2 separate regions of the Homo sapiens genome follow, and region 1 is linked to region 2. Evidence: chromatin loops called from intact Hi-C (ENCODE). Cell type or tissue: Caco-2. All regions are shown on one strand. Links, peaks and the distances in the headings refer to the core of each region. The heading gives the core; the rest is flanking DNA. Region 1 has its middle 46 kb from the start of MIR5197. Region 2 overlaps LOC105378209 (a long non-coding RNA gene).

Region 1 (16,834 bases), core at 5,877-13,876, 65 kb after region 2:
GGGTGTGTGAAAAGACAGACCAAGTCATCTGTGAGTACAGACATGTTTGGATTTTTGTCTTTCCTCTTAAACGTGTTTGCTTGAAGGTAAAATGAGAAGACACTTCAATAATCACTTCCATGAGAAGACTTTTATTTCATCATCAGATCTTTTATTTTTCACCTTTGGGTTTGTCCTTATAACCACCAGATAAAAAATGGAATAGTACCTATGTAAAAATTGAGGGCAATTTAATATGCACAAAAGGGAAAGGAAAAAAAAGGTTAGGTTTCTGTACTAGTGTAAAAGAACCTAAACAGGCCGATGCATGTGAATTTATGCCGATATACATAATGTTTTTTAAATTTATTTTTTGTGCTCTCTACATTAATAGATGCTAACACATACTCAGTGTGCATGATATGCCAGACATCATTCTACAGGACTTAAGGTATTGACTCGTCCCATCCTCACAGAAATCTTAGGAAGTAAGTTCTATTATTATCCCTATTTTACAGATGAGGTAACTGAGGCAGAGCAAGACTAATTGATCAAGATTAATTACACAGCTAGTAGGTAAAGACACAAGGCTTAAACTCAGTTTGCTTTCAGATTTTCTAATCATTATGCTAAATTTCTTATGTCTTTTCATTTTGTCCCAACAGATATATTTATAGAACTCTGAAATACCTCTCAAAGTAATGTTCCTCAGTATTTTGTCTGGGATCAGGAACTATAAGCCCTGATTCAAAGCCCTGTCTGCCTCATAACAATTCGGAACCAAGGCCTCTGAGGGCATCCCATGAGGCTGCTGTTCAAGCTGAGGGCAAAGGCCTTTTTGTGCTTCCGCTAAAGCCATTTCTCAAAGGGATAACAAGAGCTCTTCAGTTTTTACAGTCTTTCACTGTAATTTCAAGGGTGATTCAAGCTCACAATAAAAATGTAAACACTTAAAAAGATATAAAATTCTCATCCAAAAATATTTATTGAGCATCTACTAGGTGCCAAGCAGTGGGGATGCAATAGAGAATAATATAGACAAACATCCCTGCCACTATGGAAACTCATGTTCAAATAGAGGAAGAGAGGCAATAATCCTAATAAATAAGCTATATAGCACTTAGCAGGTGATGAGTGCAAGGAAAAATTGGAAAGGAGAAAAGGGGAAATAAAGAGTGTTAGAGTATTGTGATTTTAAATAAGGTTAACCGGGAAAGCTCCTCCAAAAAGGGTGACATTTGTGCAAATGCTTGAAGCCTGTGAGGGAGTGAGCAGAGAGGGGAAATGTTCCAGGCAGAGGGAAGGATCCAGTGCAGAGGTCTTGTGGCAGGAGGCACCTGGCATGTTTGAAGAACAGCCAGGAGACCAGCATGGCTGAGTAGAGTGAACGATGAGGGAGTGAGAGGAGATAAAGTCAAAGAAAAAAAAGTAACAGGGACCAGGAACGTAAGGACCCTTTCAGCCAGGGTTAGAATTTTGGCTTTTACTCTGAATGGGGTGGGGAGCCGTTGGAAAGTTGTGTCCATGAGTGACATGACCGAGTTAGGTTTTACACATGACTGAAATACTCCTATGCAACTTTCTTTTTTAATTAACAATACATCCTGGAAGTCTTCTATTGCTACATCTAAACCTACTGCATTATTTTTACCAGCTGTATAGTAACCCATGGTGCAGATGTAGCATACTTTTAAAAATCCTTAATTGATATTTTGTTTGCTTGCAAGATTTTGTGGCAACAATATTGTAATTGGAAACCCTTTGTACATACAGATTGACAACTCTTTGTGAGTATATCCACATGATAAATTTCCAGAGGTGAAATTGCTGAATCAAAGCCATGTTTAAAATACCCTCCAAAGAGTTACCCTCCACAAAATGTCTACCAAATTACTCTCTCACCACCACCAACAAAAAGACAAACAACCCCATCAAAAAGTGGGCGAAGGATATGAACAGACACTTCTCAAAAGAAGACATTTATGCAGCCAACAGACACATGAAAAAATGCTCATCATCACTGGCCATCAGAGAAATGCAAATCAAAACCACAATGAGATACCATCTCATACCAGTTAGAATGGCGATCATTAAAAAGTCAGGAAACAACAGGTGCTGGAGAGGATGTGGAGAAATAGGAACACTTTTACACTGTTGGTGGGACTGTAAACTAGTTCAACCATTGTGGAAGTCAGTGTGGCAATTCCTCAGGGATCTAGAACTAGAAATACCATTTGACCCAGCCATCCCATTACTGGGTATATACCCAAAGGATTATAAATCAGGCTGCTATAAAGACACATGCACACGTATGTTTATTGTGGCACTATTCGCAATACCAAAGACTTGGAACCAACCCAAATGTCCAACAATGATAGACTGGATTAAGAAAATGTGGCACATATACACCATGGAATACTATGCAGCCAAAAAAATGATGAGTTCATGTCCTTTGTAGGGACATGGATGAAGCTGGAAACCATCATTCTCAGCAAACTATCACAAGGACAAAAAACCAAACACTGCATGTTCTCACTCATAGGTGGGAATTGAACAATGAGAACACATGGACACAGGAAGGGGAACATCACACACTGGGGACTGTTGTGGGGTTGGGGGGGGAGGGGGGAGGGATAGCATTAGGAGATATACCTAATGTAAATGACGAGTTAGAGGGTGTAGCACACCAACATGGCACATGTATACATAAGTAACAAACCTGCATGTTGTGCACATGTACCCTAAAACTTAAAGTATAATAATAATAAAATTAAAAAAAAATACCCTCCAAAGAGTTACCCTCCACAAAATGTCTACCAAATTACTCTGTCACCAACAGTGTATGTGGAATGTCTATTTCTGCACACTCTTATGAACCCTGTAGACTGAAATTTTACATCTTCTTTGCCAAATTGATAGGTTTTTCATTTCTTTCATAGTGAGCTACATTGAATGTCTCTTTCTACGGCCATTAGTCAATTCATATTTTTACCATATTATTTGCCGCTTTTAATTCTGAGTCTATTTCTGGTTGATTTGTAGGCTACTTGAATATCAAGGAAATGATATATTTTTTCTGTCATATGTGTAACAAACATGGCTCTCAATATCTCCAATCCTCAAGTGTGAAATGACTTTGTTTATGGTTGTGTGTATGTGTACGTGTGCTATAGAGAAGTTTTGTTTCTAAACCAGAAGCATATTTTTACATACTCTAATTTATGAATGTTTTTCTTTATGACTTTTGGTTTTACACATATTGTCTCTCCTCCCATGCAGTAAATGAAAAAAAAAGTTTTTATCTTTTCTTTGGTTACTTTGATGGCTTTTGTGTTTGATCCATTTGAAATTTGTCTTGGTGTAAGAAGAGAGATACGATAATCCTAAGATTTCTTATTGGTGGTTTTAATAATACAGCAGTGGGAAATAAAGCTAATGCTATATGACTTAAAAAGTTCTTTGTTTTTTCTTTGTGCATTTGTTTTAAGATTTCAAAAGTAGAGAATGACACAGGATTCCACAAGTTGGTTTCCCAATTCCTGACTACCTTTACATAGAAGCCAGAAGAAATCTACTCTAATTAGCTCCTCTTGCATCTAAATCTTCTCTCAGTGAGAGAGAAGAGCTAGGAAGGACTTAAAGTAAACAGCTAAAGGGAAGTCCTTAACTTTCTCTGTCTTTTTTTCTCAGGAGTAAATGTATTTTGGGCATTGAACAAAGAACAACGTTGATACATCCTTCATCTTTAGGAACTTGTAATCTTAAGCAGACAGTACTAACATAGGTTGCGATTTCTGGGCTGAAAATTTTAGAAGCAGCTGTGCATTAAATTTTATTTTATTTGCTTGAAGTAGTTCCTCAAAAAGTCTACTCTTTCAACTAGATTTGTATTTAACTTAAAGCTAGGCTTCACTTAAAATTACCTCTTTTACCTTGCTGTGCAGGCACAGATAGAAATGCAATTTCACTAGTTCTGCAGGTAATCAACCATTATCTACAAGATGATACTCCCATGGACTGTGCACACCTCAGCTCCTCTACCTACAAAGCACACCTGCTGAAAGACTTCCAATCCAGCACATGTAGGCACTTCATAAACATTTGTTGAATGCGACCATTTAAAAAATAAGTCTGATTCTCTTTTGAAAAAGGGGGAGAAGGAAGCATAACTTCCAGCTCTGTGTGTCAAAGGAACTTTTAAGAAATTCTATTAGCTAAATCAATAGTGGTGACTTCCTGTCAGAGCAGGAGGTAAGAGACATTTCCCAGCAGTGACAACATATTTGGTTTGGTCAGATTTTTTTCTACAGTGTCACAATGAAGTAATCCGTAAACAATGCATCACATTTCCACCTCAACCGGAACAATATTCGAGCTCTCAGGTGTTAGAAAAAGCCTCTGTCAGTGACAAGTTAATCAGTTTAAGATAGTTCAAAAGTGTCCTTCGAGTGCTTAGTTTCTTCAAGTGCTTTAAAGTGCTTTAGAAACAAGTTACAGTTGGTGGAAAGTGGTTTCCTTTTTCTCCTTAATCCTTAGCCATCAACTGTGAAACTCAAGGCCTCAACAGGCCATTTGTTTTAAGATCGTGATTTCAGATTTTAGTTTTTAAACCAAATTCTATATTTCTATGATCGTCTATGTTAGGTCACTTCTTTTCATGCCTCTTCTAAAAAAACATGAACGTGGGGCTCTCAGACAGGCTGTGCTCTCGTGAATGGTCCTGCCAAGCCTGGACCATGTGGTATGTGATCTCATTCTTATTCATGTTTTGTGATCCTCGCTCACTATCAAAGTCAAAATTCCTGGTGCTATACATTCTGGCTCATTTCTTATCTTCTTATGAAAGAAATAGAGCATATATATATTTGCTTCCTCAAGTCTCCTGGACATTTCAACTCTTTTCAAAGAACAGCTACTATAGTGTGAGTTTTATGCAGGAAATGCCTAGTGGATGTGCTCCGCATCTTTGATCATCATGTCTTCCTCAATTTACTGTGGGAAGAGGCATGTTTATTTCCACATTTTCTGCTTATTTCTTACTCGACCTGCACTAAAATTAATGTGGTCTCCCCAGTCCAGTTTTGACCTTTCTATATGCATTTAGGAGGGAAAATACCTAACCAATCCAAAGTATTAGCAATTAGTTATAAGCAAGCCTGCTTTATTTGGGGGAGATTTTGAGATTTGTGAGAATATTTCACATAAGATTTTTTTTTAAAAAAACATGCCTTAAGTGAATCTGTTGCATGAAATGTTTAACCAAATCATCTTTCATTGTTCACAACCCTCTAGTAGCTTCCCTTTGTACTTAGAACTTAATTAAAACTTTGTGCCAATGGCTCCCAAGTCCTTACACGATCGGGTTTATTTTTCTAACAACTTTGAGGAAACACTGACATAGAATAACCTGCACATATTTCAAGTATACAAATATAATCAGTTTTGACATGTATTTCTACCCATGGAACCATCGACACAATCAAGATAATGAGTTAAAAAAATCAATTTCTCCCTTAAATTTTGTTACGTTGCTTTTTAATGCATGTCTCACTTCACCTCCATCCCCAAGCAACCAATGATTTGCTTTTTGTCCCTATATATTAGATTGCATTTTCTAGAATTTTATATAAGTACTTGTACTCTTTTTTGCCTGCCTTCTTTGACTCAGTGTGGTTTTGAAATTCATCCATGTTGTTGCATGTATTGATTATTTATTCCTTTTTACTTTTTATTAACTTATCATTAATATGGATATAATGCGAATATACCACACTTTGTTTATCCGTCTACCTATCAATGGACATTTGAATTGCTTTCAGTTTTTGGCTATTACAAACAAAGCTTACTTAAAAACTCTTTTTTTAAAAAAAAAGGAAACTAAGAAAAAAGTAAATTACTACTGAAAATGGAAAACAAGTTTTATTGCCACGAATAGAAGCTAACCATAGAAATAAGCAGAAAATCAATAAGAGAATTGTATTACTTAAAATCATTGCAAGTACCGCCAATGGCACATAAATGCTTCCGAATGCTTTGGGAAACCCTGTTCCTGCAGGACCCCAATGGGCTTCTCTCAGTCCCAGCCCCAGCCCCAGCCCCAGCTGAAAGCTATGGAAGCAAGTCAGAGCAGGTTGTGATAAAGATGGCAGGTATACGGACCCACTAGTCAAGAAAAGAGCCAGTTACAAAGTTGGACTTGCACCCTCCCCAGTCACAAACGAATCATGGCATAGCATTGAGAAGTTATATTCTGTGGTGCATAGTTAAAAATAGTTAACCTATCAGAGGGTAAGACAGAATGTGGTGCTGTAATGTTAACAGATGCTATTTGGTCATTTACTTGTTAAGTAAAAAAAATGATCAGTGACTCTCACCTGTGTGCTAAGCACTAGGGGTACAAGGGTGAGCAATATGGATATGGTGCCTGTTGCTCATGAGCTTATTTAGGGACTTAAGAGAAGAGACTGATAATGCAACAAGCTTTAAAGTGGGATAAGCACTGTAATATGCAGTCGCCTTGTGGTCTGAAATCTCAAAGCAGAGTACTTGCTGTGCCTAGATGGGTGTTTTAGGGAAAAACTCTCTTAAACTGTGTTTTCCCTTTACTCTCTCACCATCACAACAATCATCAACACAGAAGAAGATTTCTGTGTCCAAAAGTGTAGGAGTTTTTCCCACACACCAAGCAGTGGACACCAGTTCTAACACTATCTATCTGGAGATAGTGTCAGATCCCACAGTTTGGGGGCTCAGTCCCCAAGAGTGCCGCCCGTACCCTCAGACCCAAGTCCAAGCCTCCAGAACTTCTGACCAACCAGCTTCAAGTTGGGATTCCCATGACACCTCTTTGGGTTCAATTAATTTGCTGGAGTGGCTCACAGAACTCAGGGAAACACATTTAGTGGTTTATTATAGAGGATTTTATACAGGATACAGATGAAGAGATGCACAGGGTGAGGCATGGGAGGAGTGGTACCGAAATTCTGTGTCCTCCCTGGGAACACACCTTCTAGGAATCTTCATGGGTTCAGCTGTCCAGAAACTCTCAAAACCCTGTCCTTCAGGGTTTTTGTGGAGGTCTCATTACATAGGCATGATTGGCAACTGTGTAGAGATGTCATTGGACAAAAACTACATGATTTAAACCCAGCAAGGCCTGTCTGTTCAGACTTTTCTTGGCCTCTGTGTAGCATGCCTTCCTCTAGGGTATGAGGCAGGACTCTCTCTGGAATGAGAGTCTTTTGACCCATGATCAGACTAGAGTCCTGCCATGAGCAAGTGAAAGAAGGACAGGCGAAGGTCAGAGAGAGAGAGACTCTGTCTCCTGAGGACTAAAGTGCCCCAACATTATAAGGAGGACTATTGGAGTTATAAGCCAGAAACTATGGATGAAAACATTTTTATATATATAACACCACAAGGGGTCACAATATTTAAATGGTTACCCAAAAGGTAATTAGTGTCAGACAGAGGAAGTGGAAGATGTGGGGAATAGGACAGAGGGGCAGGTTCTGGGAAGAGGCACAGATAATTGGAGAAGTCTAGAAGTTGGGTTGCGATCTCACCTCAGCACAGACGAGGCATGATCAATGTGGTAAAGAATCCATGCCAGTGTTTTCCTCTTACGCTCTTTATCACATCACTGAGTAATTTCTCCCTGCCCAGGTGGTAACTAGGTGATATAAATGCTGGTAGACTGGTGGTCTACAATGATTCTGGGAAGAAACTGTATTTGATTTATGACTTGTAAATATTAAATGGTTTATTTTGTAAAGCTAATATCAAGTTATTCTTTTAAAATGAGTCTGGTCCTTGCAAAACCAACCAGTTAGTGACTTATTGAAGCCAGTGGAGGTGGTGATGAAATAAGTGAAGGAAAAGCTCAGAAGCTCAGACCTAGAAAGCTGGAGAGATCAAAGCTATGATGGCGAGGAGCAGTTAACATCAGAAGAGACAGGGGAATTATAGCAGACTCTTATGCCATCTACCCAACCTTCATTCTTTCCTTCTTCCTGGTTAACAAAATGCCAGTTGTATGCAGGGATCCACATTCCTTCTCAAATCCAGGGACTTCAGAGGAGAATGACTGCATCCCTGGCTTGGAGTTGGGTCTGATTGATCTAAGTCAAAAACAGCAACCTCCTTCTACTTGCCAATGACTGGTCTAGCATGAGCATGTGTCACACTTCTGGTCACAGAGATATCAGGTGAAGTCTGCTGGGGGAGCTCCTGGCAAAGGTTTTCCTTATCTTAAAAGGGGTCCCAACAAAGACTTGGTTTCTTTTTTCTCTGGAGGCTGTTGTTGTCATTGACTATGACTCCTAAACTGCTGCAACCACCTTGTGACTATGGGTAGGGAAGACAGCCAGGGAACAATTGAGGGATGGCAGGACACAGAGATGAATTGTTTATAGGCTTATCAAAGAGGAGAGTGCATCTGCTAATTGTAAAATTATTATTATATTCAGAGTTCAGTCTTCTAGACCTAAATACCCCCAAATCTCAAATAAATAAGATTTGTTAACACTGACAAATATAAAGTTTTACTTTTAAGGTTACAAAATTAATTGTAGCAGGATTCAGTAGAAATCTGATTTCCTCACTGTTAAAAAAAAAAGACCAAAGAACTGACAGAATACCCAAAAATATATTATTAAGGTTATTTGTAAAAGTATAGTGCCCAGCCTAGTGGAATCCCATAGTACTCAGTATTGCTTCCATGTCTGGGATGTGGCATGGGAACCCTCTTTCAAAGGAATATTGATGATTAGAGGTTATCCTGGGAAGAAGAACCAGGATGGCTAAGATTTACAGGTCCTCATGTGCAGGCCCTCACTAGAGGCAAGCAGGCTGTTTAACTTGGAGGAGAGAAGAGTTAGGGAGGGCACGTTTACTGTCTTTAAATCCCTAACGAGGAGCCAACTTCATCTGGGTGGGTCCAGAGGGCCAAACCAGAACCAAAAGAGGAAATGTCAGAGACACTGAGATCAGTCCAATGTAAGAAAAAACTTTGACCTTATAATAATTATATCTGTGCAACAATAGAAATGACTGGATCTTGAAATAGTGAGTTGTCATTAGAAGTGTTCCAACAGAGGATGAATAACCTGTGTGGACATAAAACTCACTCAACACTTATTGCACATCTACTAAATGGCAGATGATTAGTGGGGAGTAGAAAGATTAATGTGATGTAATCCCTGATCACAGGGTGTTGGAAGTCTACAGTGGGTAGATGACAGGTAAACAGCTATTTATTCTGTGTGGTAAGTGATATTGTAGAGTTTGTGCAAACTTTTATGGAGACATTAATTCTGCTTTGGATAATCAGAAAGTATTGTGAGGAAGTTATATTTACTGAGACTTGAATAATGATCTGGAGTTTATATTGCTGGGAAATAAACTATCAATGCAGGGGAAATTCAGTGAATTGTAAAATCTAAGAAAAAAGAAGAGAAAGAAAAAGAAAAGAAAAGAAATAAAATAAAATAAAATAAAAACAGAAAGGAAGGGAGACAGAAAGTAAGACAGAAAGAAAGAAGAAAGAAAGCAAGAAAGCACAAAAGCAAGCAAGCAAGAAAGAACAAAGAAGTGGTTGCCTTATCTGGATGGCTGGTGGCTATGACTCAAGGCTCACTAGATGAAGTGGAGAGAGTAAATAAAGCCAGAGATCTTTAAAAGTCCCAGGCAGAGGCATGGAACTGGATCCAGAAGGAAAACGTCAAAGAGCATACAAGGGCGGTCCTTCCCCTGGTTTGCTTTTTTTGTGGAGAGTCAGCCACCTTTGATGCAGTTGTTCACACACTTCCAGTGGCCTGTGAAATCCCTCAGGAGCAGGGGGAGCTTATGATCTAGTTTGATGGTAGGACTTTACTGTGAAGCTTGAATCCCCCCAGATTTGCTTAGAAATATAACTGGGAGGCTGGGCGCGGTGGCTCATGCCTGTAATCCCAGCACTTAGGGAGGCCAAGGTGGGTGGATCACCTGAGGTCGGTAGTTCGAGGCCAGCCTGACCAACATGGAGAAACCCCATCTCTACTAAAAATACAAAATTAACCAGGCATGTTGGTGCGTGCTTGTAATCTCAGCTACTCGGGAGGCTGAGGCAGGAGAATCGCTTGAACCCGGAAGGCAGAGGCTGTGGTGAGCCGAGACTGCACCACTGTGCTCCAGCCTGGGCAACAAGAGCGAAACTCCATCTCCAAAAAAAAAAAAGAAAAAAGAAAGAAAAGAAATATAACTGGGAAAGATGGATGAGTTTTGGAAAAGAGGTCAGTTTTGTTTTGTTTTTCCCAAAGGGTGTGGTGAACTGAAGTAGCCAGAGGGACAAGAAGCAGGAGAGTGAATAATCATCCCTAACGCTCTGCAACATATGAGAAGAGGGGAAGCAAACCACTCACACTGACAACTCCTTTCTTTAGCTCCAATCCAGACTCAACAAAAAAGGACTTATTTGACAAAGATACATGGCACTTGATGGCAAGCAGTGGCAGTATGATAAACTGGTAAAGCAGTCCAAGACTTAAGGCCTAAGCTTTTGCTTCTGGGCTATGTGACCTTGGATGAATTACCTCACCTCTCTGAGCTTCAATAGTCTGCAAAATTTGCAAAATGAGGTACAAGTATTGATCACTCAGAGAAGCTGTGGGGATGACACAGGATAATGTTATATAGCTCTATTAGTGTGCTAGCACAGTTCTAGCCATGTAGCAGGGAGTCGTGAATTATAACCATTGTTATTATTTTATTCTTAGGAATAATACAAGTTAAAAAAGGAATTAATAGTTAGGGCTTATTGGACTTTGGGGGACAATTGATTCAACAAATTTGAGCACCTACCCTGTTCAAGGCACTCATTTTGTGCTGGGAAAACAGCACAGAAAGTCATTTCTTCCTTCAGAGAATTACATTCTATATGAGAGATACAGACAAGAAAATAAACAAACATAGATAAAGAGAAGAGCTATAAAGAAATTTAAAAAAGAACACAGGGGTCACACTATGCTTGTGCTGTGAATAAGAACATTGGCTGAACCTGCAATATTTGGGGAAGGATGTCAATTCCTGAAGGCTGACATGAGGTCTACATTGAATGTCAGACTGACTCAGTGACTTTATATCCCATATAGTCACACTTTTATGTCTTAATGAAGTCAGGTTTCAGACAAATTGGTTCATTCATTTCCGAGGACCCCCATACTTCTTTCGGTCTTGGATAAGTTGAATTACTCATTCACTAAGTATTTTGGCAGAACCTTCAACTGATGCGTATTTTTAGCGCTGGGTTCATGTGTAAAAAAAAAAATACATTTGGAGGGGCCGAATGAATAATGGAAGAGGAAAATAAAATAGCAAACTGTGTTTTTCAAACGTCAGCTTGGTAGTAATGGAGCAGAAAGTATTGGGTGATTCATAGCATATGTGAGGCTAAAAACAAACATAAGCAAAATACCAAATTGTTCAAAGTCTCACAGGGAGGGTGCCAATCATGAAAGAGCTCGAACTGACAAAAAGAGTGAGAAGGGCCAGCATAGGGGGTGTGGGGAGACAGAGACAGACATTGACATAAAATAGTAAGATTCAAGAAGAATGTTCTGTTTGAATGTGATGACCAAAAGCATATTTTTGGGAGAGTTTAGAAGAATGTCTCTCCAGAGCCCAGACGTAGCCTCTGAGTAAACAAGGAAATCGTGGCCTATATCTTTGAATTTATAGTTTGACCCTGAAAATGTGCACTTTGGTCAGCAAAATGTTAAGAGGAATTTTCAACAACAGAAGTAGCTGATAATCATGATTGTAAAAACACTTAGCGTTTCCATATAAATGTCTTCAAAGAAGAGAGTGAGCTTTTAATAACAACTCCATATTGTGAAGTCAAGGCTGTTAATGGCATATACTTTACACACAAACGACTTTAATACAATTTATGCCATCACCTTGAAACCCGTTCTAGGAAATATCTCCAAGATTTAGTTTAGATTCTTCTCTGTTATCCAGAGCTGAGCCCCTGATTCAAGCAAGCTTATCATTTATTTTTTTCTGTAGTCTCTTAAGCCTCAAATCTACCATTTATTTTTAGTTTGTGATGTTTCCTGTCTCTGAATGTCATTTTGCCAATCTCCCTCCTGGCTTCCCTCTACTCTTTGACGTTTAGCTCAAATGTCTCTCCTTCAGTGAACTTCTTAAGCAGAGTCACTCATAACTTGATCTGGTTTCCTGCAGCATTTTATACACATCTTTATAATTCCTTTGTTAATCATTCTCATGCCTATTGTTTATTTTTTGTCCTTTAGGTGCCAGGCACTGTATTAAGCATATTACCTAAATTCTTTACTTTAATACTTGCTATTGCTTTATGAGATAGATATCATTATTATTCTCATTCATGATTGAGGTTAAGTAAGTTGCTTCATTTCATCCACCTAATAAGAGATAGCATCTGACTTCTTACTCGAGAACACATACTCTCAAGTACATGCTATGTGGCCTCTCATATCACCATACTGTTTGCTTTTGCTGGTGTTGCAAGTTTATTTGTGTTCACATCTATCTCCCTCTTTACATAAAATACATGTACAGGTCTTGCCTAGGTTGGAGGGATAGATGAAATACAGGGCTGGTCAGGAGTCTATTTACTGGTTCTGTCCATGATGCAGGAGACAAAGTTGTTAGCGTAGTCAAGGTTGATTACTGGGAGGTTACTTGAAGGAAAATGCCTTAGACCGGTGGTCCCCAAAGTTTTTGGCACAACGGACCAGTTTTGTGGAAGACAATTTTTCCATGAACCAAGGAGGAGGGGTTTGTTTTGTGATGATTCAAGCACATTACATTTATTGTGCATTTTATTTCTATTATTACTACATTGTAATATATAATGAAATAATTATACAACTCACCATAATGTAGAATCAGTGGGAGACTTGGATTTGTTTTCCTCCAACTAGTCGGTCCCATCTGGGGGTGATGGGAGGAGTGACAGATTGTCAGGCATTAGGTTCTGATAAGGAGTACACAACCAAGATTCCTCGCATGTGCAGTTCACAATAGGAACTCTTCCTCCTATGGGAATCTAATGCCGCCTCTCATCTGACAGGAGGCAGAGCACAGGTGGTAATGTGAGTGATGGGGAGCGGCTGTAAACACAGATGAAGCTTTGCTTGCTCACCTGCTGCTCACCTCCTGCTGTGCAGCATGGTTCCTAACAGGCCATGGACCAGTACCAGTCTGTGGCCCAGGGACTGGGGACCCCTGCCATAGACAAAATTGGTAACAAGAGTCAAAAATCAGAAATGAAGAAAACAATTCAGGACAATGGAAGTTACATAGGAATCAAAGGTTAAGAAAGATCTTGTTCAGACAAAATTTTAATTGGACACAATATTTACACACACAGAAGAAAGGGCATTCTTTTTCACTTGGTATATACTATGCATGGCCAAGTGTTATAAACTTCTTGGATGTACTAACCATATAAATCTCAAAATAAGTTTCTAGACTCTCCTGGTATATCAGTTCCTTCTCATTTGGGACATATGCACATTTCTATTGCAATTCTTACTGCTTAGTATTGTTTAAGAGACAATCATGCCTTGTGGGGCTCAGATCTTTTCAAGAACATTGGGTATATCTTATCCATCTTTGTGGTCCAATGTCTAACAACTAGTGAGCTATAAAAGGTGGGCCAGTATGTAAATAAAATTGAAACAAACAAGAATGTTTTCTATAGCATTTGTAAAATAATTGGCTATATATTTTTTAAAAACCCTCAAAATTCATGTTTTCTATAAATAAAACACACAGTACTTTTTTTTTGTAAGTTTAAGTTCTGGGATACATGTGCAGAACGTGCAGGTTTGTTACATAGCTATACATGTGCCATGGTGGTTTGCTGCACCTGTCAACCAGTCATTTAGGTTTTAAGCCCTGCATGCATTAGTTGTTTGTCCTAATGCTCTCCATCTTCTTGCCCCCCACCCTCTGACAGGCCCCGGTGAACACACAGTACTTTTCTAGGGAGTTAAAGATTCATTCAACAACTGGGACATTTAGACAATTGAAGAGAATTTCAGAGATAATGGATCATAACTATGTTTTTCCTCTCCCTTCTTTCTTCTGGAAAGGTAGAAATATGTATCCTTTTACTGACTCCCTTGATAACTTCCCACCAAGGCCATGACATTTAGAAGGTAGTATTTATTGTAGAATTGTAAGAAATGGACATAGTTTTCATCCCTTAAATATGTTTTCTGACTACTAAAAACAGTACCTAGTGGTTGAGAAAACAATTGACCATTTATTTATGTATTTCTTCATTCATGCAATGAAAACATAGTTAAAGCCTTTTGTATGCAAGTCTTTAAGCTAGCTACCAGGAATATAATTATGAGCCAAAATAGACATGGTCTTTGCTCTCCTGCTGTTTATTATCAAATGAGGGTCATCAAGTAATTAACTAAAATTATACCTTGCAAAGGGTTTCAAAGAGAGCTATATGGTGCTATGAGAACAAATAATAGGGGAAAGAGAAGCACAATATAAGCCAAACATGGAGATGTTGGAGTAGGTAGATCTTGCTGGGTATAACATCATGTTAAGGATTCTGGTATTTACCCCAAGAGCCACAATACGTTGTAGGCACTGAGTTAATGAAATTAGATGGTGCTTTCAAAAGACTACTTTGTTTATAGTGTAGAGAATAGGACGCAGGGAACAAGAGGAAAGTAAGACACTAATTAGATGGTTTAGATGTTGGTCTAAGTGAGAGTAGATAGTAACGTGGACCAGGTTTAAGGTCTTGGGAAACTGAAAACGAACTAGTTTCACTATTTATTTATTTATTTATGTATTATTTTTGAGACAGAGTCTTGCTCTGTTGCCCAGGCTGGAGTGCAGTGGCACGATCTCCGGTCACTGCAACCTCCACCTCCTGGGTTCAAGTGATTCTCTTGCCTCAACCTCCCAAGTAGCTGGGATTATAGGCGTCTGCCACCACACCTGGCTAATTTTTGTATTTTTAGTAGAGGCAGGGTTTCGCCATGTTGGTCAGGCTGGTCTTGAACTCCTGACCTCAGGTGATCTCCCCATCTCAGCCTCCCAAAGTGCTGGAATTACAGTTGTGGGCCACTGTTCCTGGCCTCACTCTTCTGATTTCAAATAGAAGTCCATGGGTTGAGCAAAACCTACTGGGACTACTCATTAGCAGGTGGAGGGAAACTGTAGCTGTGCCACTTGGAAGAAAAAGTCACCTGTGGGCTTTCAGTTTAGTTATTTATACTTATGCATTTGACCTAATGAAGATGCTTCAGCTTGAGGAAACAAACGGATATGGGAGATAATTGGGGACCAAATGGCATAATCATGAAGGTACACGGTATAGAACTTGATTTTTTTCTACTTTCAGCTTAGTTTATTCCCAATTCCTCACTAAAAAGCATAAGCTTAAATGAGGTTTTTGCAACATTTAATAGGTTAAATTCGTCTTCTAAAATTTGTTTTGACTTGAACTTTGCACAAGACACAATATTAAAACATGACTTAACTAGAGGCAGGGCCTTATTTGATCTTTGTATTCCCTAGGACTAGCCCCAGTGCCTTATTCAAAAAAAAGAAAAATGAATGCATAAGAAGAAAAAAGAAAAACTCATTTATTGAAGAGAGACATCAGATTAGCAGAAATAAAACATAAAAGGATCTAATAATACTACATGGGAATGGAAAAACCGAAGGTAGATTTTGAGTCTTCTTCAATTTCCAATTTGACTGTCTGATTTGTAATTTACATTTGTTTGTTGTTGTCTTTATGCCAAGATCTGTTTCTTTCCATCAGCATGTGCAAATGTAATAAATTAAATAGTTATTGGTGCTGTGGTTATCTATGGTATTTCCAGAGGTCTTTAGTGCAACCATGAAAATAAACACTGGACTGTTTCTAAAAATTCTTGCATACTGAGAATTGAATGGTGGGTCCCAGAGAAACTTGATACCCCCGGACTGGTTTTTCTTCCCCTCTCGGTTTTGATTTCACAGGCAACACGGCTCTGGGGAAGCACTGGGAGTGCTTCAGCAGATAGTTTCTGAGTCTAGAGAGCTGAGTGCACAGGGAAATGAGGGCTCATAAAGTTGCCTATAAAGAGGAGAGATGACACTGATTAGTGTGTACTGGGCCAGGATCAATATTATGAGCCTAGTGGCTTTGGGGAGTTATTCACAGGGCGGTGGATGTTTTCTTCTGCTTTATAGCTACTGGAAAGCTAAAAGAACTGGCTTAAGGTCACAGAAAAAGTGAATCAAGGTCCAGGCTAGTCCTCAACCCATGAGTGCCAAATCACTCTCCTCTCTATTGGTGAAGCTCTGAATTATCTTCCTCCTGCAGACGTGATCTTCTGTATTCATTCTCACAGTTGGAAGCATTATTATTCAACCTGTTGGCTCAGCCAGAACTCTTGGGCTCAATCTCAAAAGCTTTCAGACTCTGGCAGGTGTCACAGATACATGAAATGGCCAAGAATAAGGCAAATGGGTGTGGAGGGCCTATGAACAACTGAAGGCTTTCAAATGTAAATGAAAAAAATATACTACGCTCATCCAAGTTGCTACCTTGGTCTTAGAGTCATCTTCAATTCTCTTTTTTTTTTTTTCAAGCACACATCTTACAAATTCCTTTACCCAACTGAGCCTACCTTTGACATAACTGTTGAATCTTGCTCTTTGTCTCCCTTCCTATTGCCACTGCTTTAATTCAGGCTCTCATCATCTCTCCTTCTACCTGGCCTAACTTCAGTTTAGCCATTACACTTTTCCTGCATCTATCCATTGCATTGCCAACAAAGTTATCTAAAGCCTGAGTGTGACCATG
Region 2 (16,834 bases), core at 4,854-12,853:
TTGGGGCAAGAAGGCATCTGCAGCCTGGGTCACTGGTAACCTGTCGTAGTGACTGAGCTGACACCAAGCCTTGCTCTGAAGCAGGTATTTTTATGCAGTTAACCTTCTCTGGGCTGGTGATTATGCAACATGTTTGTTCCCTGAGCACACATTGTTCTCAGGCGGCCGGCACGGTCACTAAAAATCCTACCTGTTTTAGAATCTTCCTATTAGTAAATACCAGGCAATGTCACTAAAAAGGCTTACAGGCTGAGAAGAGGAACTGAACAAATCTTGGAGCCAAGATGCATCTCCTTTTCAGGTGGTACTTCTCCAGGGAACGATGTCCTTATCTGTGAGACCTTGAACTGAATGTAAGCTCATCCCCCATCATTTACCCCTGAATAGCCTCACTCCTACAGACCTGCTCTTTAACCGCTTTTATAGCTTCATCAACTTTTTCTGATCGTAAAATAGAATATATAGCAAGAAGAAAGAATAAAGATCACTAGTCATTCTACCCTCTCTCTACCTCCAAATAACAACATAACTTTGGTTGACATTTGATTATAGCCTTCCAGGATTTTCCCCCTATTTCTCTATATAGACATATTAACTGGTTTAAGAGCATGGACTGTGGAATAAGACTTCCTGGCTTAAATCCCAGCTGTGTAACTTATTAGCTATGGAGCCTAAGGGAAATTACTTTTAGCTTCTCTGCCTCAGTTTCTTCACCTATAAAATAGAAATATTCCTGGAGTATTGTGAGGATGGGTAATACATATAAAATGGTTTGAACAGTGTCCACTAGGCACTCAATAAATGCTATCTAGATGTATAATTATATGTAAAAGTTGAATAAGGAACACTTAACTATGTGACTTAGGAAAGAGAAGAAGAATGTCTCTACTTCACAGCTGATTTCCCCAAATAAATAGTCGGTACACAAGAAACATTTGTTCAATGAATGACAGTGTGAACCCATAAATGAACTGATAAAACATGGACGAGTGGATAAATGATGAGAATGGATCAATGTAGTGTAAATGCAGAGGAGCCCAATGGAAAATTTCTGGCTGAGGAGAATCTGTGGATCTTGGTGATTTTTCTAGGAATATTTGTAAGACTTCCATTAGGCACTTGAGGACTTCTTGGTGGGAAGAATAGAAACCCACAGAATTACTCTGGATTGCAGGGGGACGAAGGGAACTGAATTGTTCAGCGGGACTGTAACTGACAGTGGAGCTCCTGGTTTCCTTTGTTGTCAGATCTCCTCCTACTGCTCAAACACCATGCTTACCTTTCTGCGGGGAGCGGAAGGCTCCGTTCCTGAGTCTCCCTCCTACTTCTCCACGTGCTTAGGAAGAAGATCCTGATCAGCAAATGCTAGAACTCTTCTCTGAGTCCCAGAACCTCATTACCTGCTGGGTTTACTTGGGTTTATTTATAGACTTGAAGAAATAACAGAAGTCAGTCACTCATCATGAGGTTTCCGAAAAATCTCTTCAGAACTTCTCCAGGCAAAGTGCCCCATCTTACCTCCCAACTCAGACCAGGGAAATGTATCTAGTTGATAAGCAACTCTAAGCTCTTGGTGAAAGGCAGCACTCTGGAATGAACCAAATGTTAGTATTTTCCATCATGGAGTTCTTAGAAGAGAGGAGTCTCAAGGGGCCTTGAAGAGGGGGTGTGAAGGGGTGTGTGTCCTGTTAATGCATGGTAGAATGGGCTGAGAGCCTGTCTGAGGCCTGGCATAACACAGGGTGGTTTCACACATGGCTCATGGTGAGGCCTGTCTTCCACCCTCGTCGAATATCATTACATCACTCTTTTCCAGTTACAGGAAATCCAGTGAGTGCTGGCCATAGTATTTCCCTGAGATCCAAAGCAAACAAACCCGCCTCTCCTCAGTCCCAGAGGCTGACGACATGTGAAGGAAAAGCCAATTCATAGTATGTTTCTGTTGGGCCTGAGCAGCTGAGGGTGAACCCACTGGGCAGGCAGACAGTGGGCAGCTTTCTAAGCACATATACAGCCAGAAAGCAGGGACGCACATGCCCATCTTTTTCTTTTTTTCCTTTTATAAGAAACATTATTTGAAGTCCATTTTTGTATTTGACAGACTACCAGGGCTGGAGTCCCAGCTCTTCTACTTACTAGCTGTTTGAGTTCAGGCAAGTCCCTTGAGCTAGCAAAGCCTCAGATCCTTTATCTGTAAAATGTGGATCGTAGTAGGACCAGTCTTCATGGGAAACAGGGGCATTAAATGACAGCTTCCATGTGAAGTGCTTAGCACAGTGCTTGATGCGTATTACATACTCAATAAATGTTTTCTATTCTTGTTATCTCCAGTTAAGATAGATGATCAGTCCATATTATTTAGGATATTTAGTGCCATTTCTCCCTCAAATGCAGTACACAGTACTTTTTTTTTTAAAAAAAAAGTAAAAGCTTTTTAGAAATAAAAAATTCACACTGAAATCGGCAGAAGCCATAAGCGAGTAGCTTGAAGAACGTGTATAGAGTGAGTGCCATGTAACCACACCCACATCAAGATGCGCAGCATCAGCAGCTCACAGAAGTCCACTTATGCTCCATTCACATACACTATTCCCACTTTTCTGACCTCTGTCATGACAGATCAATTCTTTAAATGAAATCAGTGTCCTAACCACCATCCAAATAAGGAGATAGAACATTTTCAGCAACCCAGATGAATTCCTATCTCACCCAAAGAAAACTGCTCTTTTGACTTCTATTACAATAAATTTTGGTCTTGAGTTTCTATAAATGGAATGATGCAGATGATATAGTATGCACTCTTTGGTGTCTGGCTTCTTTTATTATACTTACTCAACCATATGCTTGTGAGATTCATCCATGTTGCTGTGTGGAGCAGACATTTCTTCTTGTTGCTGTATATAATATTGCATTGTATAAATATTCCATAATATATTTGTCTGTTTTATTGTTGATGAATATTTGTGCTGTTCCCAGACTTTTGCTATTACAAATAATGCTGCTATGAACATTCTTGCATATGTTTTTTGGTGCATGTATATATACCTTCCTGTTATTTATATATTTAAGAGTGAAAGTGGCTACATCATAATGTCCATATGCATTAGTTTTAGTAGGTAATGCCAAACAGTTTCAACATTGTACCAATTTACATCACAGCAGTATATGAGAGTTCCAGTCACTATACATTCTCATCAACACTTGTGATTACAAGTTCCTTTTAAAAAATTTAGCAGTTCTGGTGTGGTGGGTGCATTGCATTATCTCATTGTACTTTTCATTTGCATTTCTCTGATGAGTAAGATGTTGAGCTCTTATATTGGCCAGTTTCATATCCTCTTTTGTGAACTAGCTGCTCAAATATTTTTGCCCATTTTTTTTATTGGATTATCTGACTGATTTAGGTGAATTTAAAATGTAAATATGTTCTGGAAACACAGAATATATAGATATTTGTATGCAAATATCTTTTCCCACACTGCAGGTTGTCTTTTCATTCTCTTGATAACATTTTTTGATGAGCAGAAGTTTTAAATTTTAATATAGTTCAATTCATCAATCTTTTTCTTGTGGTTGGTACTTTTAATGTCTTATTTAAGAAAATATTGCTTATACTGAAGTGATGAAAGTATTTTCCTATGTTATCGTTTGAAAGATTATTGTTTTTCTTTTCATATCTGAAGTTGATTTTTATAAATCGTGTGAGGTGGGTTCAGTACTCTTTTTTCCTTCTTTTTTTTTCTCATATGGGAATTCAATAGACTTGACACTGTTTGTTATAAATATCTACTTTCCCTATTGCAGAGTAATAACACTATTGTCAGAAATTTGGTGACCATATATGTGGGGGTCCTCTTGGGATTTTAATTAAAAAAAAACTGTGCTTTTTACCCCTTTAAAATATTTAACTTGTGGGCCAGGCAAAGTGGCTTATGCCTGTAATCCTAGCACTTTGGGAGGCTGAGGCAGGTAGATCACTTGAGGTCAGGAGTTTGAGACCAGCCTGACCAACATGGTGAAACCCTGTCTCTACTAAAAGTACAAAAATTAGCCAGGTGTGGTGGTGCACGCCTGTAATCTCAGCTACTTGGGAGGCTGAGGCAAGAGAATTGCTTGAACTCAGGAGACAGAGGTTTCAGTGAGCCGAGATCGTGCATTGTACTTCAGCCTGGGTGACACAGCAAAACTTCGTCTCAAAAAAAAAAAAAGTTTAACTTACGATTTTGTGATGTTGGATACACAGATCCATGTCCCCAAAGCAACACCTTCTTCTGTTCACAAAAAAATTTAGGTTTGAGATAAACTCCCAAAGTTCCTACACTGAAATAATTTTTTTCTTTTTCTTTTTACCATACTGAGGTGGACACTAGTTTCAAAGGATAGAAGTACTGAGAAAGTAATTACAAGTTTGCATGTGCATCAGCAGGAATCAGCCCATAGTGCAGTGATTTCATACAATTTATGATTGGTAAATATTTTTGAAAACACATTATTTTCTACTCAAATGTAATTGGATGCTACATTCAATATAATGATCAATATCAACTGAGATTCTAACACTTAAGAGATAGTAAATATATGACATGATCCTCCTGTGATCATGGCAGACACTGCTAATTATGACATTCTCCAGCACATATATGGTAAATATATGACATATGGGCCCCCATGCCTGCCTGTGATCATGGCAGACACTGCCAATTAATCGTGGCATTCTCTACTGTATAGCCCAGAAGTGGCATCAGAATCCTTCTCAATGTAGAGCCCTAGGCATTCACTACCACCAATTGATTAGATTTGTCACATAAAATGAAACCTACTTGCCATCATTAACTTAGAATTTCTGGCTGCATTCACCTCTACTATATCCTTAAAGCTCCTAGATTCCTGCTTCTTCCAACATAATCATCCTACATTTTTCTCTGAATTGTCTGTATTATGTGAGCTGTGATTGAATCATTTACAGTGGTATGAAAGAAGACAACTGGCTGGCTGGCTGGCTAGCTGCCTCCAGCGGGCCTGCTTGGGTAGGCAATTCCTTGGTTGTGTAAGCTCAGGACAGAACCTAAGCCTCACCTTTGCAGCTTATAAAGCTTCATTCAATCAGCTGTCCCTGAGTTTATCAGGCTACCAGGAACTAACTTATAAAGAAATTAACAGGCGACAGATTTATAAATCAGAATGCTGACTGACTGATTGGTAGTGGGGTCACAAAACTTTCCAATGGGTAGAATATTGGTTTCTACTACTCAGGAGAGCCACTCTCTTGTATAGAGCTACCTGAAAAACTGAATTAGTAATTGGAGGTTTAGTGGTTCAGAGCGCAGACTCTGCACTAGGACCTCAGAGTCTAGGTCTTGGTGATTTTAGGCAAGTTACCTTTAGCTTCTAAATCTCAGTTTTCTCATCTTTACATTGGGAGAGGGGGTGATAGTAATTACTTCTGAGGATTCAGTGCACAAATGCATATGTATCATTTAATAGCTTAGGATCAGGCATGTAGTAAGCAGTCAATAACTGTTAAATTATTAGTATAGATTCAGCACAAAGGGAATGGGATATTTTTAAGTGCTGTTTTGTCCAGACTATGGAAAATCTTTGAACTCCTTTGCTCCTTCTTTTCTTTTTCTTCTTTCTTTTTTTTTCTTTGAGAGAGAGTCTTGTTCTGTCACCCAGGCTGGAGTGCAGTGGTGCGACCTCCGCTCACTGCAACCTCCACCTCCTGAATTCAAGTGATTCTTCTGCCTCTGCCTCCTCAGTAGCTGGGACTACAGGCATGTGCCACCATGCCTGGCTAATTTTTTGTATTTTTTAGTAGAGATGGGGTTTCACCGTGTTAGCCAGGATGGTCTCGATCTCCTGACTTGGTGATCTGTCCGCCTTGGCATCCCAAAGTGCTGAGATTACAAGCGTGAGCCACTGCACCAGGCCTACTCCTTCTTAGAAGCAAAAATAAGTCAGTTCATGTGATAAAGTATCTGTCACACTTTCTTTCTTTTGGATAGTTTTGGATGAATAAAAATTCTTAAACACAAAATCCCCATTCACTAGATTTCATGCTCATTTCCCTCTTCTTCCAAAACCAGTCATCATTAGATTAGATAAAATAAAAGGACTAGGTTTTCCCATTTATATTGGTCATGTTCTAATCCCGAGCATAAAAGCTGGCCACCTTGCTTGGACAACAGGCAGAGAGATAATTTGGTCTTTTGATTGGCCTCAGGAGATCTCCTATTTCCTTGATAAAGACTTGGGAGAGTTAAGGAAGAACATCAATGTGCAGCTGAGTATATTTTTATTGTAATTTTACTGGAGGTGGGGTGAGGAGGAAGATGAGTATGTTTCCTGAGCGGCTACTGTATGTCACAAGCACTTCCCATGTGCTACTTCACTTAATCTTCATAACAACCCTATAACACGGATGTCTTTATCTATGCTTTATGGGCAATGTCCAGAAGGTGAATAATTAGCCTAAGATCCCACAGCCAGCAGGTGGTGGATTTGAACATTTGATGAACTTGAACCCAGAGCCATCTGATATCAGAGTTCATGTTCTCTGAACTCATGACACCTTACTGGCTACTTTTAGCTGAATTTTCAGAGGCTGACATTTCTTCTCACCTCATATGGAAGATTATAGTTTGCAGACTCTATTAGTGTGATTACAAAATATTTGTCCATTTATATAAGTATGAGAAGATAGATACCAGTAAGGAGATCTAGAAGAATAATACCCAGTGGAAGGGAGAAATTGTTTAAACCAGTGGTTCACAGTCTTGAGTGTGCATCAGAGTCACATAGAGGGCTGGCTAAAACACAGAAGGCTGGGCCCCACCCTGAGTGATTCAGTGGGTCTGGGGTGGGGTCTGAGAGTATGCATTTCTGACAAATTCATATATGTGAATATATATATATTCACATATATATGAATATATTCATATATATATTCACGTATATATATGAATATATTCATATATATATTCACATATATATATGAATATATATATTCACGTATATATATATGAATATATTTATATATATTCACGTATATATATATGAATATATTCATATATAGTCACGTATATATACATATATACATATATACACACACACTCATATATATATATATATATATATATATATATATAGTATTAACTTACACAATCACAAGGTCCCACAATAGGCTGTCTACATGCTGAGGAGCAAGGAAAGCAAGTCCGAGTCCCAAAACTGAAAAACTTGGGGTCCGACGTTTGAGGGCAGGAAGCATCCAGCATGGGAGAAAAATGTAGGCTGGAAGTCTAAGCCAGTCTCTCTGTTTTCACGTTTTTCTGCCTGCTTTATATTCGCTGGCACCTGATTAGATGGTGCTACCAGATTAAGGGTGGGCCTGCCTTCCCCAGTCCACTGACTCAAATGTTAATCTCCTTTGGCAACACCTTCGTAGACACACCCAGGATCAATACTTGCATCCTTCAATCCAGTCAAAGTGACATTCAGTATTAACCATCACAATGCTGATGCTGCTGGTCCAGAGATTACATTTTGAGAAACACTGGGTGATTTAAACAGGAGAGAGAGAAACAGGTGGGAGTAAGAGTGGAAAAGACAGTGGGCTAGAGGGTTAAATATCCACTAAAAGCTGTACTCTCCTATGGCCACATATGCTATGTTTTACAGGATTTATGCTCTTGTCTATCACTTCCAGCATCACTCCAGTGTACGCATTGATTCTGGGAGCAGTAGAGATGTGGTTGGACAGGGTAAGGACAATGAGGGCCGAGTAGTAGAGAAGGAATGAGGTGGCTGTGAATTGGGTGGATTAGATGGCAGCTCTGTTACCTGCCAGCATCCAGATTGCCCTTTCCCGAGGGGAGAACTGACTCTGGCTAGGCCCTATGCAGGGAGGGGTGGGCTAGAATTAGAGCCGTAGCAGGCAGCAGATCCTCTTGGGCCATTCCAGAGTGAAGAGTGTGGGCAGCCAGGCTTCCAATGGGGAAGGTTCAAACCACAGAATTTGTTCTTGAGTCACTCCCCCTTGTTTCTGTACTGATATTGGAACCAAACCAAGCCATAGTTTTCCGATCAAACTGCTCCCCACGCACTCCTCTGTTCCCACCAAATTGCAACATAGAAGAAAAATTGAAGAGGAGACTCTTTGGACCCTTGCCATGCTAGGCTTGGAAACTCAGCTGGGGAAAAGGAGCATGAAAAGGTTAAGCAACTTGCTTTACTACTTACTATCCAATATTGGACTTTGGGTTTGGAATTTGGTTTGAGGTAGATAGGGAAAAATATTTCCTCCTTAACTGATTGTTCTTGGGCAAACAAGAATGTCAACGAATGTAAGAAAGAAGCTTTATCTGCAGTTATCTTCCTCAGCAGAGGTGTTTGTTTTATATCTCTCTAGCTTCATATGTGGCTTTAGGTGAAAATAATAGTGATTAATTTCAGGCATTGTTGGCTTTTACTGAGCAAGAGGTGTGAAAGATTCCTGAGAGGCCTGTTTTCTTGGCCTTGAAGGAGAAATGTTACGTTAGATGTTTCTAGTCATTTTCAGAGGCAGTGTGATGGTAATTTATGTTTAGGATACATTTCTTGAGCACCTACTATGTGCCAGGTACTGGTAGGTGCCAGTAGTAGCAGTAATGAAAAGATCATTGTTAAGACCAGGTTTGAATCTTAGCTGTATGCTTCCTAGCTGTATGTCACTTTGCTTTTCTGAGCTTAAATTCTATCTATAAAATGGCTGTACACTCAGCACACAGGGGTGCTGCAAAATGGCTTTGAAAATCATAAAGAGCCATGTGAGTACAAGGTGGCAGTATTGTAGCGTTTGAGCTACCTTCTCTCGGCATTATACAGTCAGACATTATGGTGTCACCTGGGATTCGCACAGTGCTTGACACATAGGGGTACTCAATAGCCACTTGTAGAAGGAAGGAAAGAGGTAAGAAGTGAGGAAGGGAAGTCCAATGAGTAGGTCCTCAGCAGTTGCACTTCAGTTTCAGTTCTTCCAGAGCAAAGGTCCCTGATAAAGTGGTAAACTATCTATGGTTAGGTGAGAGCTGCATTGTACTTGTGGTGATTCATTCTGGGTCAGGCTAAGCACTAACCCGCATTCTCTTGTCCACTGATCATTGATCCTTGAATGTGGACTTTGGTTCTGAGGTGAAATCTCCTCTGAAACATAAACATCTTACTTCCACTCTGCCATCTCACTGGTATGTTTGGGGGATCAAATTAGATAGTAGATGTAATTGTGCCTTGAAAATTGTGAAGTATGATACAGAAAAGATATTTTCTTCTATTTTTATGCACAACTGCCTCACACTAAGTTTTCAACAAAGGGCTTAAAGGGAGGTCTCATATTTATTTTCATGGCTTGCTATGGTCGTGCTTTCTCATGAACTTGGGGAACTACTGTGGGAAGTTGAAAACAAGGTATTTTTAAGTAAGAAAAAATAACTTTTTTGAACACCTTTAACAGGAATCCCACAATGAAAACAATAGGTGGTAAGAGAAGTGAGTAAGAATCTTGCTGTACAATGGAGAGAAAGGAACTAATGATCAGCAGCTAGCAAGGAAGGCAGGAAGGAGAACTGGCAATGGATGGTCAGGAGTTCATGGTGGATGGTGGAACTGCTCAGAGAAAACATCTGCTGACGCAGCCACAGACTGATCTTCCCTGGGTGGAGGTGGCCTGGTCCACATGAGGTCCAGGATCTCCTCACTTTCTCCAGTGGTAGCAACTACTGATCAAGGACCTCTGCTTTGCTAACTACAAGCTGAAATATGCCCTAGTCCTGTGCGTGAGCCTCCACAGGAGGTTGCCCTTCAAATATCTACGGGGGCCAGGCAAGGTGTATAAACAAGTGAAGTTTGCAGGAAAAATAAACAGGGAGTTCTGAGAACTGGGCAAACTGAAGAACACACGCGTGGGCTGCAGGCAACAGTGGATCCAGTTCATTAAAGTCATCTGGAATATGATCCAGTTTTTCTAGATCATCAACTTTTTAAGAAAAGGAAGAAATCTGTATCTGTAAAATAAAACCTCCCAATCTTAAATGTTAGATATACTGTGTGGGACTGGCAAACTATCTCCCTGATTTATTTGTTTGCCATCTCTGGCGTAAATCCTGATATGCATCTCAAACATGCTTTTATTAATTTGTGTGAATTTCTCATAAGAACCATAAGCACAAGCCCTACGTATTCACCATCTCAGAGCACCCTGACCTCTTCCCTCTTAGAATAGTTACTGTACATCTGGTGGGGACGCAGGCAATACAGTACAGTGGTTATGAGCTTGGGGTCTAGAGTTAGATGCTCTGGACTCGAATCCCTGCTTTAGCTTTTCCCAGCTGTATGACCCTAAATCGGACATTTACAATTTCTTTCTTTTTTCCAGAAAAAATATTTATTGAGAGCAACCATCATACCAGCACTGCCTTAGGTCTTCTGGGAATATGGTTGTGAACAAGTTAGGATGTCTGTTCTGGAGGGATTAATAACATGACACATTCTGGATCATAATAACATAGCTTAATGGCACTGAAAATGAGCACATCAGAATAAACCGTAAATAACACCAACCACTAATGCTTACATTTAAAAGTAATAGCGGCATCTAAAATAACCTTTAAAATAAAAAAAAAGTCATTTTCAACATGTACTCAGCTATGTTTTTTTTTCTTCAGACAATAGCAGGGATGACATATGTTAGAATATAAAATATATCAGTTTAGGCTTTTAGAACAGTCTTGCATCACTCCGTGCCATTTATTTTTTTGTCAGATGAGGATAATAGCACCTTCTCTACTGATTTTAATCCATTACTGTAAGCATTGAATATTATTGACATTATAAAGAACAGCGCCCTTGCAAGATTTATTTTATGAGCAAAAATATATTTAAGATTTGCCTCTTTCTCTTAAAGTATAGCAAGATTGAAGAAATAACCAGTGCTATGTATTGCAGAGGCAGACAGAATCACTATTCTTCAGGGGCTCATCAGTTACAGTTAGTCTCTCTTGCATATTGCTTGCCAGGAACAAGGGGGTACCCAAAAAATCGCAAATTGATATGTGTAGAAGATGTTGACAGTGATCCATTGTTACCATAGGGTACAATGCACTCTGTGTTTTGATGCAGTGGTAGGAGTCAGCGATTCTCAGTTTTACTAGAGAAGATGGGAGCAATTGCTTTTTTATCCAGAACTTCACCTTTGTGAGTCCTGGGTTTCTAATCTGACACAGAGCTAATTATCCTTCGTTCTTCAAAAGGGTTTTGTGAGGATTAAATGAAATATATATAAACTACTTGTGGCCATTCCTGGCACATAGCAAACACTGAATAAACATTAAATATTCTCATTGTTGTTAATAACAGTTAAATAGTTAGGTTTTCAAGCATTTTAGTTTAATCTCACTGTTATTCTCTTTTGAAGCAGCAGCTCTGAGACTTCCAGTTTATATCCCACAGAGTCCGGGGCCCAGCACAAGTCCTCAAATGCTGGATGATGACATTTGCACCACCACTGTCATCAGCATTATTATTACCACCTGTGTCTGTTACCGTCACCATCATCGTCACCACTAGAGCTATTGTTTACTGAGTACCATCATGTCCCAGTTCCTGTGTTGCTTCCATGTTTGTTCTGTTCATATTCTCACAGCAACCCTATGAATTTAGGAATTATTTCCTCCTTTCCCCACGTTACAAATGAGGACGATGAGGCTCTCAGGAATTAAACACCCAGCTCAAGGCCACCACTAAAGAACATCAGAGACAGAATTCAGACCCAGACCCGTCTGACCACAAAGGCTGAGCTATTTTCCTTACATCACGCTCCAGATCCATTTGGGAAATGGAGGTGGTGGGAGTTACAGATTATGCAACTGGTCTTGGATAGCTTGGCGTTCTGAGGTGCGTGTCCCTTTGCATTTTGGTACACTGCTATCATTTTGTCTCTTTCAGATGGCTGATAGCAGTTTATTTATAACTGAGAACTGACAGTTTGTTTATCCAAATAGCTCTTTGAAAGGTTCCAATTATGGTTCCGCCACATCTCTGAAGGCTAGTGGTGGAAAGGCAAAGTGATGCTATCTGTGCTGCCGGCTTAGGTACAAAACACAAGAAAATGCCATTCTTTGAGAGGAGGCCCTGACTGGGGCAGACACGGCCATGTCCCGAGAGAGATCAGCACCAAGCAGACCTCCAGAATGGATGCTGACTACCTTCCAGTTCATGTCTTTAGTTGTAATTAATTCTCCTAGGCAGGTCCATGTGTCACAGATATAACTAGGAAGTCCTCTGTCTTGTGTGACTTCCAGAAGGTGGTTTCTTCCTAGCCTTGATTTACAACCTCAGCCATGTGGATATAGCTTCCTTTCTCACTCTGCCTACCATCAAAGCGAGATAGTTAATCCCCAGTGGCCTTTTAGTCCTCAGTCCTCCGTGATGGAGCAGCTCCTGTGAGCAAGACCCTATACTTAGCACCAGAGAGACACTAAAGAGAGATTCAGAAACTTCAACATGTTGGAGGAAGCAATGAGATCAAATTTGTAAATTTGTAAACTTGATATCTGGGTGCCCATTGTTCCAGCATGATTCTGTACTTTTGAGTGCCTCTGCATGGAAGTGAAAGAACTTACTCAGCAGAGGCAGCGTAGCATAGAGAGAAGCTTGTCAGACATCTTCTGTCACAAACTTGCTATGTAAGCTTGGGTTCACTGCTTCATCTTGAGTCAGATTTTCTGGATTCACTTCCCAGCCTTGCCACATATTGGCTGTGTGACTTGAGCAGGCTGGTTAATTCCTCTGTTTTTCAATTTTATTATCTGTAAAATGGGGATAACTTTCTCACATAACTGTTATGAGAATTAAAAAAGATAACGTATGTAAAGTGCACTGTGTGCCTGGCATATAGTGCCAAGTGTTAGCTGTAAAAATAATAATAAAAAAGAATAAATCTTACTAATATTATTAGTGTGTTTCAGGGCTCAGTGCTAATCTTGCTCTTTTATAGCTGTGCTCACTCTGTGATGATCTCATCCTCTTATGACTTTAAATACCATCTCCAAATTTGTAGCTCAAGCATCAGCTCCTCTCCTGAGCTTCACACACGCACATGCATCTCCATATGTATCTATGTATGTATATGTACTTATATATTTTTTGCATAGACATTTAATGGACCTCTAAAGCTCTACAAGTCCCTAAGTTAACTCCTGTTTATCCCCCTACTCCACCAAACCTCCTCCTCTCCCAAGCTCAGTAATGTCTGCTGCATCTCTCCTAATGTTCAGGTCAACAAGCTTGGCGTCACCCTTGACTCCTCTGTCTCACTGCCCTCTAGCTCCTCCATTGGCAGAGCTTGTCAGTTCTATGTTCACACATATCCAGAATCTGATGGCTTCTCACTACGCCACCACTTCCATGCTGGCCCCAGCCATTGTCCTCCCTCCCCAGGATGACTCCAACAGCCTCCTCCCTGGTCTCCCTTCTTTTCCCCTGGCCTCCCTTCAGTCTATTCTTGCACAGTGGCCAGACTGATCTTGTTAAAATATACATCAGATCATGTCACTGCTCTGCTCAGTACCCTGCAATGGCTTCCTATCACCCTGAAAATGAAATGCAGTGTTCCGCTAAGCCTGCAAGGCTCTTCATGCCTGGCCCACAGCTTGCCTGCTGCTTTCATCTCCTATCATCCCAACCCTCTCTCATTGAGCTCAGCACCAAGCATGCTCCCCTTGGGGCCCTTCGCTTCCCAGCCCTTCAGGCTGGAATGTTCTTGCCCTGGAAGTTCACATGGCCAGTCCCTTATCTCCTTCAGGTCCCTGTTCAAATGTGCCAACCAGAGCAGTCTTTCATGTCTACCATATAAAGGATAAATTCCATCTCTTGCCCTCCTCTACTGTCTTATTTTGCCTTATTTTTTTAATAGCACACATTCCCTTCTTACCTAGCATATGTTTTTTGTTGTTGATGTTTATTGCCTCTCTAGAACATAAGCTCCATGAGAGCAGAATATTACTTTGTTCACTGTTGCATTCTCATCATCAGAACAGTGCCTAGTACTTAGTAGGCAATCAAGCAAATATTGTCTTGTTATGAATGAAAGGAAGGAAGGAAGAAGACTCATCATGAGACTACTTTTTCCTATCTCTAAAGTACAGTGGCTGAGTTAGAGGCTTTGTAAAAGGTTCCTTCCAGCTTAAAAACTTTATGACTGTGAGGTCCACTGAATTCTCATGTATTGGATTCAGCTCATATCTCTTAGCAAGGCCAGTTCACTCAGAAGGCAAGAGTGCTTCTTCACAATAAATTAAGCCATTTACCACCCCCCCGCCAACACCAAAAATCTCATGAACAGAATTAGATTGGCTAAAAAGATCATCTTCAGCAAATTTCAGACCTGTTCACTCTTAACCCCAGCATTGGTTATTTTTCATGCGCCCACTGCAAGCATCCATTCCCTGGGCCATCCACCCCCACTGCCTTTCTCTGTGCCTCAGGAGGCTGATCTGTGGACTGCTTTCCCTGGGCTCCTTCACCTGCCAACTTTGCTGGCTGGGTTTGGCCAATGGAAGCAGGAAATTCAGAGGAGGAAGAGAGGGGCCAGAGTGTTTTGTCCCTACTCCCTCTCTGTCTTTCCACTGCCATCTGGCCATGAGCTGTGAGCCTAGCTCCAGCCAGGCAGCCCTCGCTTCTCAGCTCCAGCTCCCACAGGGCTCCCACAACACTCTTTCCTCCCCTTTCTTGTTAGCTTAAGGGGTGGAAATGTCTTCTGGCCGTTGCTGGCCCCTGAAGCTTCAACATTCCTCATTGGCTTCATTTACCCTATTGATAATTCCTTCATTAAAGTCTCTTCAGTTAGACTCCATGCATGGAATTCTGTTTTCTGCCTACCAGGATATTTACAGGATATTAATTAAGTAGAGAGTGAGTCTATTTCCTTGGTACTTTAAAAGGTGTATAAGGGTTGGGTGTGGTGGCTCACACCTATAATCCCAGAACTTTGGGAAGCTGAAGTGGGAAAATTGCTTGAACCTGGGAGTTTGAGACCAGCCTGAGCAATGTAATGAGGCCTCATCTCTACAAAAAATTAAAAAAATTAACCTGGCATGGTGGTGTGTGCCTGTTGTCCCAGCTACTTTGGAGGCTGAGGCTGGAGGATCACTTGAGCCCAGGAGTTTGAGGCTGCAGTGAGCTATGATTGTGCCACTGCACTCCAGCCTGGGCAACAGTGAGAACTTGTCTCAACAAAACAAAACAAAAACAAAAACAAAAACAAAAACCACACGCTATGGAAAAAGACATAAAATATGAAATATGTAGGGCTTTCTGAGTAAACACTTAAGACTATGTGTGTTGGCTATACATTTGTTTAGAGCTGGACTTAGAGATCTTTCACAATCTGGGGAGAAATCAGTAAGTCTTTTTCACTTGGTTCAATTCCCAGACCCATGAAACAAGGACTTCTTGGGGAAACTCATGGGTTGACACACAGTGGAAGTTCCGCTGATACATACTTTAGATTGGGGGTAGAAAAATCTGGCTGAGTATTATTTAATTTGAATATTCTCACTGCCCAAAGGAAATGCTGTACTCATCCTCTGTGTGGTACAGGTATGAAAATATCCCTCTGCATGCCTTTCTTGGAAGAAGAGTTTCAAATTCTTTTACTTTTTTCAGAATAGTTCTGCACATTCTTGAAGAAACAAGCCTTAAATCCAGAGAGCTGGGTGACAGGGCAGTGGCAGAGTGCCAGGAAACATATTATAATGTGTGCTAACCCTGTTTAAGAAAACAGATCATTTTAAACTTAAGCAGGTTACATAAAAAATGAAGTGAAGTATGACCAAGGGGCCCTTGCAGAGAGACTGTAAAATGAGACTTTAATACAAGCCAAAAAAAGAAAAAAAAAAGAAAAAGGAAAAGTGAAGGAAATAATACAAATACGTGGGGAGGGACAAAAGAGTTAAAGGAAAAGCCATGTTAGTAATAAAGTAAACTATTGTATTCCTTTACCTCTGTACTTTTGTTAGGGATAGAAACATATCACTGAAAAAAATATATACATTTAAAAATAAAAATTTTCAGCTAATTTGTGCTATCCAGCCATCACCACAATAAAGAATGAGCTAGACTTCCCCATATTGTGAAGGGCACTAAATTCACAAATGTGAAGTTGCAGATAGGAAAGGTTTTATAAACTGCAAGGTAGCAATGATTTGTGTGTGTTTATTTCACCTTTGTAGGATACTGAACATGTGCATTCTTCCAAGTATGAAGGATTTGAGTTCACTAAATAGTAAGCCCTCTCATTCCTAGTGGAGAGAGGAGAAAGGAGAGCAGAGGCTCAAAACTGGGATGAATGCCTGATGAAGGGAGAGTTGCTCTCCCAGCCAGATCCTTTGATTTGCCAGCTGCTGAGGCACCAATCAGAGCTCTTAGCTGAAGCTCACAGGAGATCTGTGACTTAAGACCTGGCCAGGACATGCATACTTTCAATGGGGCCCTAAAAGAAGCCTGTATTCTGAGATGAACTCCTTATCTCCCTCTAGTTCCATAAGCAGGGCCATTTGAGAATCTTTCTGAATCTTCTGAATCTACTGTAGCTCACTAGGTCCCTTTTTTGCAAGATGGCCCCTATGCCTAGGACACTGCGCTAAGGGGTTTCCTCTCCCAGCAGTCTGGTAGTCCTTCTTTTACCAGCAAACAAAAGCCATGTGACATATTATGTTTATTCTTTATTTTCTCTTATGAGTTAATATAATTCATCATGTTTCTCTTTTTGGCTCTGTGGACAGAAATCTTAGCAAATGTG

The links. A loop is a pair of places that touch in the nucleus more often than their neighbours do. Peaks named below come from ENCODE experiments on the same cell type or tissue, not always from the same donor. Only the 100,000 strongest peaks of a DNase experiment are listed, where the experiment ranks them.
Region 1: a loop joins it to region 2, with 2.3 times the contacts of the local background. A loop is called at or near these places in 2 of 110 quality-filtered maps.

What each region holds. Positions count from the first base shown.
Region 1 is chr5:143,625,752-143,642,585 of GRCh38, forward strand. No RefSeq gene overlaps it. Among named protein-coding and RNA genes, the nearest start is that of MIR5197, 46 kb to the right of the region's middle. In Caco-2, for the core only: no CTCF peak of the experiment used is centred there; DNase peaks (open chromatin) are centred at 9,670 and 13,074.
Region 2 is chr5:143,561,317-143,578,150 of GRCh38, forward strand. It overlaps LOC105378209 (a long non-coding RNA gene), which reads left to right. Exons shown (of 4, transcript XR_944375.1): 1 at 1-84. Among named protein-coding and RNA genes, the nearest start is that of MIR5197, 110 kb to the right of the region's middle. In Caco-2, for the core only: no CTCF peak of the experiment used is centred there; DNase peaks (open chromatin) are centred at 8,165 and 9,035.